2 separate regions of the Homo sapiens genome follow, and region 2 is linked to region 1. The links are chromatin contacts, found by Hi-C or POLR2A ChIA-PET in ENCODE. All regions are on one chromosome and are shown on one strand. Each heading gives the region's core, a stretch centred on a gene start or an enhancer-like site at or near the end of the contact. The rest is flanking DNA. Distances are from core to core; before and after follow the strand shown.

What was found. A loop is a pair of places that touch in the nucleus more often than their neighbours do. ChIA-PET counts read pairs that join two places held with the same protein, here RNA polymerase II (POLR2A). Pooled maps may share reads with other maps.
Region 2: a map of body of pancreas shows a loop between it and region 1 (2.4-fold over the local background). The contact joins two enhancer-like sites. A Hi-C loop is called at or near these places in 14 of 168 maps with a recorded cell type or tissue (Calu3, HepG2, PC-3 and 9 more) and 14 of 50 pooled maps. POLR2A ChIA-PET finds 5 or more read pairs at or near these places in 3 of 52 experiments (H1, Panc1 and WTC11).

What each region holds. Positions count from the first base shown.
Region 1 is chr11:130,202,898-130,208,658 of GRCh38, reverse strand. ST14 (ST14 transmembrane serine protease matriptase) reads right to left here. Exons shown (of 19, transcript NM_021978.4): 17 at 1-249. Among named protein-coding and RNA genes, the nearest start is that of ST14, 46 kb to the right of the region's middle. Within about 2 kb of position 2,303, at least 2 of the 41 ENCODE cell types and tissues checked have a DNase peak (open chromatin) inside an H3K27ac peak, as active enhancers do.
Region 2 is chr11:130,399,835-130,405,595 of GRCh38, reverse strand. It overlaps ZBTB44-DT (ZBTB44 divergent transcript), which reads right to left. Exons shown (of 7, transcript NR_148980.1): 6 at 4,509-4,586; 7 at 1,939-2,295. It overlaps ADAMTS8 (ADAM metallopeptidase with thrombospondin type 1 motif 8), which reads left to right. Exons shown (of 9, transcript NM_007037.6): 9 at 1-673. The coding sequence ends at 38. Among named protein-coding and RNA genes, the nearest start is that of ADAMTS8, 26 kb to the left of the region's middle. Within about 2 kb of position 2,220, at least 14 of the 41 ENCODE cell types and tissues checked have a DNase peak (open chromatin) inside an H3K27ac peak, as active enhancers do.

The DNA of each region.
Region 1 (5,761 bases), core at 1,054-3,553:
GTGACCCAGATGGCCTTGCCGGCAGGGAAGACATGGGAGGCGTCCGGCAGGCAGATGGGCCGCACCATGGAGCTGTACTCTGCCGGTTTCTCCAGCTCCAGCAGCGCGATGTCATAGTCGAAGGTGAAGTCATTGAAGAAGGGGTGGGAGATGATGCGCTTGAGCCTGCGCTCCTGCACCCCAGGGGCGCTGCGCTGGCTCTGGTCGTGCAAGCCCAGGAAGGCCGTCCACTGCGTGGGGTCTGAGTACCTGGTAGGGAGAGCCGCTATGAGACTGCGCGGTCACTCGGGTCTGTGCACACGGCCTCGCGGCCCCGCGCGTTCCCAGAGGATTCCGCATGGATGAGGCACAGCTGCTGCTACGAGAAGACGATGGGGCCGGCTCTTACTTGGTCTTGACCCTAAGCTAGAAACTACTAAGTGCCTCCAGCTGCAGTATGAAATCCCTCTTGAACTCTTTACCCCCCCTTCCTTGAATACATTTTTAATCTGATGACCAAAAATTAGTTATCTTACGAACCTGATCTTTCACAGGAGGAATAACAGAACAATCAATCCAAATAATTTATTTATTTATTTATTTATTGAGACTGAGTCTCGCTCTGTCACCCAGACTGGAGTGCGGTGGTGGCATGATCTCGGCTCACTGCAATCTCCACCTCCCGAGTTCAAGCGATTATCCTGCCTCAGCCTCTTGAGTAGCTGGGATTACAAGTGCACACCACCACACCCAGCTAATTTTTGTATTTTTAATAGAGACGGGATTTCATCATGGTGGTCAGGCTGGTCTCGATCTCCTGACCTTGTGATCCGCCCGCCTCGGCCTCCCAAAGCGCTGGGATTACAGGCGTGAGCCACCACGCCCAGCCCAAATAAATTTTTAATGTAGTGCTATATAACCTAAGACCAAAATGAATTGAAAAATATGTTGTGTTGTGTCTAAGTTTGTTGCTGGCTATGGAATAGGTTTAGCAATTCAGAAGCTTTTCCACGTGCACTGCAGAGCCGGAGCCCACCCCACTGGGGGGAAAGGGAGGCACAGATGTGGAATGAGATCAGAGATATCAGGAAAGGTTCATGGTTTTTATTTTATTTTATTATTATTTTTTGAGACGAAGTCTCACTCTGTCACCCAGGCTGGAGTACAGAGGTGTGATCTCAGTTCACTGTAACCTGCACCTACCAGGTTCAAGCGATTCTCCTGCCTCAGCCTCCCGAGTAGCTGGGACTACAGGCATGTGCAGCCACGCCTGGCTAATTTTTGTATTTTTAGTGGAAACGGGGTTTCGCCATGTTAGCCAAGCTGGTCTCAAACTCCTGACCTCAAACGACCAGCCCACCTTGGCCTCCCAAAGTGCTGGAATTACAGGCATAAGCCACCGTGCCCGCTGGCTCACAATTCTTAAAAACTGGCCTAAAACCAATACTGTCTCCAGCAGCACCCAGAACTTAGTGTCTAAATATCCTTCTCTATTGAAAGGAACCAGGGCTCCTTGGAAAAACAGCTGATTTCGGATCTGGGGCTTAATGGGAAGCATAAAGCAACCTGGAACATTTTGTTTCTGCAGGAAGCGATCGAGCACTCAAACAGCAATGCGGCCTCACAAAGCTGGCTAAAGTTAGGACAATAAGAACCCCGAAATAAGTGGTGACAGGGTGACACTACTACACAGGTGGAATAATAAAAAAGGGTGGGGTAATCCATCAGTCCACCCTGAGTCTAAAAAGTAATTTCAAAAGAATTTATACAGGGAAAAGGAAAGCTATTCTTTACAGAGAAAAAGCAGCCCCTGGCCGGGCATGGTGGCTCACTCCTGTAATCCAAGCACTTTGGGAGGCCGAGGTGGGTGGATCGCCTGAGGTTAGGAGTTCAAGACCAGCCTGGCCAGCATGGTGAAACCCCGCCTCTACCAAAAACACAAAAATTAGCCAGGTGTGGTGGCCGGTGCCTGTAATCCCAGCTACTCAGGAGGCTGAGGCAGGAGAATTGCTTGAACCCAGGAGGCAGAGGTTGCAGTGAGCCAAGATCGCACCACTGAACTCCAGCCTGGGCAACACAGTGAGACCCCACCTCAAAAAAGAAAAAAAAAAAGAAAAGAAAAGAGAAAGAGAAAGAAAGAAAGAGTGAGCAGCCCCTAAATGCTGAAGAAACGGTACAATAAGGAACCACATTCGCGCCTGCCACAATAATAATCAACAATGTGAGAATCACCAACGGACGCTGAGACGCCGGGCAAAGTACGGCTGGAGAACGAGACACTCACGCTGATTCAAAGAATCACCTGCAGTGTAGTCACGACCAAGGGGGAAGCCCCTTTATGATGGCGAAACCTGTTGGGCGTCCCGAGCCAGGTGCTCAGCCTCCTCTCCCGACCAGCCCCCTTCACGGGGGATCCTGCTCTCCCCGAGTAGGGTACAGCACCGCCCGCGCACTGCTTCCTAACTCAGCCATGAAAACACAGTCGGGAAAACCCAAATTGAGAGGCATCCTGTAAGATAACTGGCCCGAACTTTTCAAAAATGTCAATGCCATAAAAAACCAAAAAATAAAAGGCGTAGAGAAACTGTTCTTGATTAAAATGAGGTTAAAGAAACCTAATGACTAAATACAAGGCGTGACCCTTGACTGCATCCTAGGACTTTTTTTAAAAAGCTCCGAAGAAGGCTGGGCATGGTGGCTCACGCCTGTAATCCTAGCACTTTGGGAGCCCCAGGCGAGAGGATCACAAGGTTGGGAGTTTGAGACCAGCCTGGCCAACGTGGTGAAACCCCGTCTCTACTAAAAATACAAAAATTAGCCAGGCGTGGTGGCAGGTGCCTGTAATTCCAGCTACTCAGGAGACTGAGGCAAGAGAATCACCTGAACCTGGGAGGTGGAGGTTGCAGTGAGCTTAGATTGTGCCACTGCACTCCAGACTGGGCGAAAGAGTGCGTCTCAAAAAAAAAAACAAAAAAAAAAACGTCTAAAGAAGAACATGATGGGCATGATTGGAGGACATTTATGACGCGTACGTCAGCTCGCAGCACAAAGCAATGCCGCCATTTCTCAGTGTGGGACAGCATCCGTGTTTTTGGAGACACAGGCCGAGGCACCTGGTGGGAAGCCTCACAATGGCTGCCCCCAGTTGGGAAATGGTTCTGAAAAATACATGCGGGTGCAAACAGAGAGAAAGCAAACGTGATTAACTCAATCACTGAATGTAGATCAAAGGTATAAGAGTGTTCACTGTACAGCCAGGTGCGGTGGCTCACACCTGTAATCCCAGCACTTTGGGAGGCCAAGGCATGGGGGGATCACGAGGTCACGAGTTCGAGACCAGGCAGGCCACCATGGTGAAACCCCATCTCCACTAAAAATACAAAAATTTAGCCGGGCAAGGTGGCGCACACCTGTAGTCCCAGCTACTCCGGAGGCTGAGGCAGGAGAATTGCTTGAAGCCGGGAGGCAGAGGTTGCAGTGAGCTGAGATCACGCTGCTGCACTCCAGCCTGGGGACAGAGTGAGACTCTGTCTCAAAAAAAAAAGTGTTCACTGTACTAGTCCTTTTTTTCATTCATTGTATTTACAACATTTTTGTAGGTTTGAAAAATTTCAAAATAAAACATTGGAAAAATACATATTTAAAATAGAAAATGTGCGTGACAAGAGAAAGGCATGAAGACCCGCTTCATTTTCCCTCACCTCTCAGGAAGGTCAAAAGGTTACTGAACCACCCAGCCAGGGCACCTCCCCGACCCCGGAGCACTAAACCCAGCCTCTGCCTCCACATCACTCGCGTGCCCACCCGAGCCCTGGTCCACTCTCACTGCCCCAGCGTCCATCACCTTCTGGCCTTTCTTTTTTCTTGAGATGGAGTCTTACTCTGTTGCCTAGGCTGGAGTGTAGTGGCATGATCTTGGCTCACCACAACCTCCGCCTCCCAGACTCAAGCGATCCTCCCACCTCAGCCGCCCCCAAGTAGCTGGGAGTGCAGGTGCATGCCACCATGCTCAGCTAATTTTTGTATTTTTAGTAGAAATGGGGTTTCACCATGTTGGTCAGGCTGGTCTCGAACTCCTGACCTCAGGTGATCTGCCTGCTTCGGCTTCCCAAAGTGCTGGGATTATAGGCATGAGCCACCGCGCCAGGCCCCCTTCTGGCCTTTCTTACAGCCACCTCCCCACGGAATCGCACGCCAAGGCCAAAGCTCAGTTTTCCAACCTAGGCTATGCCCAATCTCGCTTCACTGTAATCTGTTGCCACCAGAAAATGACTTCCCAAAAGCTGTTTTTGTGAGATCCTTTGCGTCCCATTCCACAGCCTAAAAGAATTCCCAAGAGTTGCCAGGTGAGGTCTTGTGACCCACCCAGGCCTTCTGCGTTCACTGTTAATCGACCTGACCTTTCTAACAGTTTCCCAGCCTGCTCACATCCAGCCACGTACTCAACCCCCATCAACTCATTCACTCAACAATCTCTGGGCATCTGTGATGCGATCTATGACCCAGCCTTCAGGTTCACAGTGTACATGTGGAGAGATATGAAAACCACCAATTACAGCGTGACAAGAAGGGTCCCACAGAGGACTGGGTAGAAAGCTGTGGGAGAGGATGGGCTGGGAGTCCGGAAACGAAGTGAGTTATGAACCAAGCCTCGACATCACGTAGGCCTGGCCACCTATGGCCTGAAGGGGTGGAGAATGCCGCATGTTTAAAGAGAACAAAGGTGGCCGGGCGTGGTGGCTCACACCTTATAATCCCAGCACTTTGGGAGGCCAAGGCAGGCAGATCACCCGTGGTCAGGAGTTCAAGACCAGCCTGGCTAACATGGTGAAACCCCGTTTCTACTAAAAGTACAAAAAATTAGCCGGGCACGGTGGCGCATGCCTGTAATTCCAGCTACTCGGGAGGGTGAGGCAGGAGAATTGCTTGAACCCGGGAGGCGGAGGTTGCAGTGAGCTGAGATCGCGCCATTGCACTCCAGCCTGGGCAACAAAAGTGAAACTCGGTCTCAAAAAAAAAGAAAAAAGAGCAAAGGCACATTTAGGAAACCCTCACACTGAGCATGGGGAAGGCATGAGGACTGCACTGGAGACTGAGACTGCACGGACGGGCAGGGGCCAGATAACGTGGCCGTGTCGGTCGTGAAGGAGTTCCTGCTTTATACTGCAAGCCGTGGCAGGCGCTGAAGCAAGAGATTGGGGTGATCAGATTTGGGGAAGGCCCCTCTGGGCTCGAGTGGTGCAGACCAGAGTCCTGAGAGGGAAGGAAGTAGATGGGGAGGGTGCTGCAGCTGCCCAGGCTACAGTGAGCTAGGACGAGCAAGGTGGTGGCAGTGCAGATAGAAGAGAGTAGAGATGTTTCAGGAACACCCAGGAGGCGAGCATGTAGCTGAAAGGGTCTCATGGGACGGGGGAGAGGGGAGAGCCATCCTTGTCCCTCTAGCTCAATTCCCCGTGACCCCAACACTCAGCATGGACACCCCCATCCAGCTCTTTGCCCTGTGCCTGCGGGTTTCCACCTCCCTCCTCCAAGCCCGCCCTGTTCACCTGGCGACCTCAGCTCAAGACCCCGCTTTCATGAAGCCCTGTCTGCAAACCCAGCCAATCGGTAAGTCTGACAGTATTTGATTCTATCAGCAGACTCAGCCTCTAACGTTTAAGGCATGCACGTCTACCAGCAGCTGAGAGACTGATTGTGAAGATGCAGCCACTGATATCCCCCATGGTGACCCCAGGGGCTGGAGTGCAGTTGGGAATCGCTAGTGCTCAGGTAGAACTTCTGA
Region 2 (5,761 bases), core at 971-3,470, 200 kb before region 1:
ATGCCAAGCCCTGCGAAAGCCAGCTGTGCCCCCTGTGATTCAGGGGGGCAGGGGCCAGTCTTGTGCTCCTGGACATGCGGTACTGAGGTGCAGACAAGGGTCTCCACTGTGGTGACTGGGTCCCTTGGCCATATCAAGGCAGCACGGCCCACCCAGGCCTCCCATTGCCGCAACCCCTCCAGTACTGCACAAATTCCTAAGGGGGAAGAGGAGAGGGTATGGGGCGGCAGACCCTATCATCAACTGTCCAGTGGACTGGACCTTGCTCGGGTTCAAGTAGAGGGCATAGGTTAAAAGGTAAAAGTGCACTTATTGACTCAGACAGGACACTCAGCGTCAGTCTGTTTGCAAAGGACTAGCAAACTTAAATGAAAAAAAAAATTCTATCTGGTTTCCCCGATAAATAATCTACCTCACAGGGGAAAAAATTAGTACAAGAGAGGCGTGGGGCAGGGAGTCAATGGTGAATGTCAAAGCAGGCTCCAAAGCTGGACCCCAAGCTGTCTTCAAGAATGACCACGACTGTCTTCAGTGTTAAAATCCATCACCTAAAGGGCCGCAGCGTCGCAGGGTTTGGAGAGCCACATGTTCTCAGGCTGCCACCTGCAGGGGTGGATCCATTTCAAGTATTTATGCAAATGTGTCTCTGAACTAAAGTGTGATCTTATGCCAATGCAGTGGTCTGGTCTGATTCATTGTTTCTTTGGAAAGGGCAGCAACCTAGAACCCAGGGATGGAGGCTGAAACTAGGTCAGCAGCTGGATCCCTGCCTGCTCTGGGTCCTCACAGGCCTGCAGAATCCAGCTCATTCGGGCAACTTTCATTTGCAGGATCTAGACCAGTGGTTCCCAAGGTTTCATTAGGATCACGTAGAGGGCTGTGAAAATGGATTGTGAGGCTGGGCACAGTGGCTCACACCTGTCATTCCAGCACTTTGGGAGGCTGAGGCAGGAGGATTGCCTGAGCCCAGGAGTTCAAGACCAGCCATGACAATATGGCGAGACCCTGTTTCTATAAAAAATTAAAAAACGAAATCAGTCGGTCATGGTGGTACAGGCCTGTAGTCCCAGCTACTCAGGAGGCTGAGGTGGGAGGGTCACTTGAGCCCAGGAGGTTGAGGCTGCAGTGAGCCATTTTCATGCCACTGCACTCCAGCCTGGATGACACAGTGAGACCCTGTCTCAAAAAAAAAAAAAAAGAAAGAAAGAAAGAAAAGAAAACACAGATTGTGGGGCCCCATCCCCAGAGTTTCTGATCTAATGGTTGGGGTGGCCTGAGAATCTGCATTTCTAACAAGTTCCCAGTGACTGACATGGAGGCTGCTGGTTTGGGAGCCACACTGTGAACACCTGTGCTACAGGAAACGTCCAGCTGGGAGATCACAATTGTTATGCGATGCCTTTGGGCTCATCATTCTTGAGAAAGAATATCCCCTTCCTCTCTGTGAGCTACCCCATCATCCTCTTACATGCTGCCTGCCTCCTTTTAGTTTAGCTGGGGGCACCAGATCCTCAGCCCCTACTCCGCTCCATAGCTCCTCATCTCTCCTGTGGCTCAGAGGAACTCTGGCTCAGTCTTCCACCTGGTCTGGTGCAGAGGGAACTTACTTAGTCCCTGATCACAAATGGGTGACAAGAAACAGACATCAAGAAATGACATTCTAGCAAAAGAAGGAAAATACCCAAATGTGCATCTTGGTTTTTTTCACCACCTGTGCCCCCTTTGTCCTCCCATTCAGATATCTGGCACCATGGGCAGAGAGGATGCTGTAGGGGCACTAGGCAAGGCCATGAGATTCCAGCCCCACTGTTCCCCTTAGCTGCTCTCTACACGATGACAGCTGACTCAGAGTTGGTCACTCCTTCTTGTCTGCCTACTCTTTTCAGCGAGTGGGAGGCTGGGCTTACCTAAGCATAAACAGGCACACACACAGGCATGTTGTTGATGACTAGCAAAACCAGATTGTTTCCCTGCTGTGCACCAGTTTTGTGGAGGCTGATGTATGCTTCCGCAACTCTTCATCGCCTTCCATTTCTCGCTCTCCCCCAAATAAGGCCAAGCGTGTCCCCCTTAACGGCCTAAGCCAGGCCAGCTGTGCCATCCCTGCTGCCTGCATCATTACCAGGCACAGCTTTTGCCCTGGAGTTCAGCTGGCAGCAGAGCTGCTGATGTGCAAAGCAGAATGGAATCCAGCTTGGCTCTCCCGGTTGTGTGGGCTCGGCGAGGCTCTCAGAACGCATACTTGTTTGTGTCTGGAAATTCAACAGCTGCAGCCCAGGGACTCAGAAACCAGATCTGCAGAGGAAGACCACACCATTATCTGCCCCAGCCAACCACGACCACTCTGTGCACCCAGAGAAGGAGAGAAGACTGTATTTCCTCTGCTGAAAGATTGTGTTTTCCAGCTAGTGCTCCTAATGGAAACTGGTACTCTCTTCTAATGGGAGGCCCTGACTTGGCAGGTAATTTGGTCATTAATCTGAATCCTCCAGGCACCTGCCAGAAATACTTCGAAGGTGGTACAGTAGCATAAAGTTAATTTCCAACCTTTCATTTTTAAGATAAGTGAATCTTTATCTGGGGTTTATCCTCTGCCCTTTATTCCTCTATCACAGATCAGAGGGTTTTGTGAATTTACAAAAGTATGCAATATTACTATTCCCAGTCCACTCTAGCAGACCACCCCTCTCCCAGGAACATATTCCAGGGGTGGTAGGACCCATCTCACTAGATCCGCATCTGTTCTCTGATGACATCCACCTGCTTCTACATCCTTTGTGCTTGAACTTTTTAACCAAGTCACCCTCTTAGTGAGGACTCTTCCTCTTTTCTGGTGTCCAAACATGTCACCCTTCCTGTTTTCCTCTGGAGTGTGCTCCGGAGTTGTTTCAAACCACCCCTCCCTCCCCACACCCCCCAAAAAACAAAACTACAAATGACAAGAACAATTGGAAAGTTCTTAAGGGATACTGGCTTTTGCTTTGTCTTGATATTTTCCACTTGTGGTCCAGGGCAGATAAAGAGGGAGGCCTTGTCAGCCCTGCGCTATGGCGTCTGCAGCGTTGAGCAGCTGCGTGTACTGGGCTTTCCTGCGTGGTGCAGACTACCCTGCCCAGGTGCCCCTGGTCCCAGGAGGGGAGGCTCGTGAACCCCGCAGCAATCTCGACTCCGTGTGCTCTGCCCCAGATCACCAGGTCCCTCCAGGAACCTGCAGCATTTCCTTTGCTGTTTGGGAATTCAAAATGGTTTCTCGAAAAATGTGAACAGGAAGGCAGAATTTATCAAAGAGGACTAGATGTAGCACGACCCTTGGATTCCCAGATTTCTGCTGCCACAGACTCATCACTTCTTTTTGCCCCTATGATGAGTTGAAGCTACATTTCGGAACACATGGCCCCAAAAAACAGGAGACGGGGTGAACATCATGAGGACGGTGATGACGTCTTCTATAAGCCTAGGTTACTGGCCCTGAGACGTGTCCTCTGCCCTCCTCCACTCCCACTCTGCCCTGTGTGATGTGGGAGGGAATTCCTCAGGTGAAGACAGGCTCGTCCCTGCCCAGAATTTCCCATCCGTAGCTGCACCGCGGTTAGACACTCAGCTTCCCCAAGCCCCGCATGTGCACCGTCAGTAAGTACCGGGACAGGAAGCAGAGGAAGGGAAGGATGCAGCCGCATTCAGTCCCAGAGAACAGCAGGCCCGGGTTACTCCTCTTTGGTGGCCGGGGCTGAAGGACAGTCTGTCTTATGGGGAAAACTCTCCTCCCCACGTTTTTCTGGGGGCCTCCGCTGAGCTCGCATTGGGAGAGCTGCATGTGGAATGTGGGAAAGAAGAAGTCACCCATCTAAGCCAGCGTCTTCATTGGCTCAATGTTGGTGATCACTAATGCGACAAATACTGTGGTTGTATTGACCGTACATATGACAACATTCTAAACAACACAGGAGAACACAACGAGCAACAGTAAAAACTGGAGGGTCCCGCGAACGGAGTGGGTGGGCTGTGACTCCCACACTTTCCCTGCCCCTGGCCAGCCCCTCCTAAGCACCTGTGTGCTTTCCAGGTCAACACTGCAGAATGACCTGGCCAGACGTAACCAATAGGTGTGGTCCTAAACAGCTGGTACCACACTTCCCTGGCTCGTTCTTCTTCAGGTGGGGAGTTTTTCTGACCTTCCACTTTGGAAAGAGCAGGACTTGCTTAAAACTGAGTGCCGGCCAGCCCACACCCCCTGAAATAGATCAAGGGACTCATCACAGCCACTGCTCAAGTACTGGGAAGAGACATGACACCAGTGCACAAGTGCATTCTGAACCGTAATGACAAGCAGAGAGCAAGAAAGCCACCTGTCTCTTTAGAACATACTTTCCCTCAGGCCTGGGGCTCAGTAGAAAGAGACAGGAAGGTTCCGGCTGGCCTTCCAGCCCCCAGAGCTGCCCAGCCCAGCCCTGGCAGATGCGAATCGCCCCAGGAAAGGAGAGAGGAAAGAAGCCTTCCCCAGACCTCACCGTTCCTCATTCCAAACATCTTGTAAGTCCCAGGGGCACTGAGAGAGTTTGTCCGCAGCCAAACACAACTTCCTGTTTCTAAGAAAGGGAAGAAAAAAAATAGTTGAAAGGGTTTTTGGACACTGGAAATTTCAAGTTTCTGTAAACGCGAATGAATCAGACACATGTGGAATGAATTTCTCCGGAAGTAAGAAAAGATGCTGTGAGTTCCTCTTGCTGGACCAGAAAATAGGAAAAGGGTAGCTGCGGGGGAGGTGCGTCAGAGGCTGCAAGGAGAGAAGCCATGTGGACATGGGATGGAAGAGAGGGTCCCATCAGTGACAAGGTTCAACGAGGCTGCCCTGAAGCCACGTTCTGAAGCTGCTCATTACTCAGAACTGCTCCACCTCTGAAGTCCTACATCAAATCTCCTCCTCCTCAACCACAATCTCCCATCTTCCCAGATCTTTCCCATAAATGCATCCTTCCCCATGCCCTGACCGCCTCCGCACGTGTCCTTCCCCCATCCATCTTTCCTGCTCCTCTGTCTTCAGCTTTCCCTGAGCTGCTTGGACTCCACGTTCAGCGCCTCCACCTCAATCTTGCCAGTGTTCTCACTGCCCTTGCCCCACAGACTCTCTGTGCTGCTCAGCAGGCAGAGCCTCACACGGCACCCATTCCCCTCTCCCCACCTCTCACCTCTCACGTCATCCTGCTACAAGCAGATCCACACCCCGGGGGAATCCCAGCCCTGAGCACACTGGTGCCACCATAAAGTTACAGCGTTTGATGGAAACTGTCCAGCAACCCGAGCAGACCCCCTCTCAGCAATACCGATGGTTGTCCACAGAACTATTCTGCGCTTCCCATGCTCCTCCAGCTCATCCCCATGCCACGCTTCGCTGTGAGTGAACAAACTCACCTCCACTGCTAAGTGGAGCCCAGTACCGTATCTCTTATCATGGAAGGGAGAGGGGACACCAGCTCACCATTAACGGGCCACGTATAGACACGAATCTAGAGGAACATTATAACTCTCTCTTATTTTGGATTCAACAGGCATGTTTCAATCTCTGTCAAGTCCATAGGAGAGTGAAGACTCAGAAGATAACTCCTCCCCCTGATTAAATTAATCCTCCAGCTCTCTGAAGGGCACAGTACATCATGAGATTTAAACACCTAGGTCTAAAACAAAAAAAAACAAAGAAAAAGAAAAATACGCCGGGCACAGTGACTCATGCCGGGAATTCCAGCATCTGGGGAGGCTGAGGCAG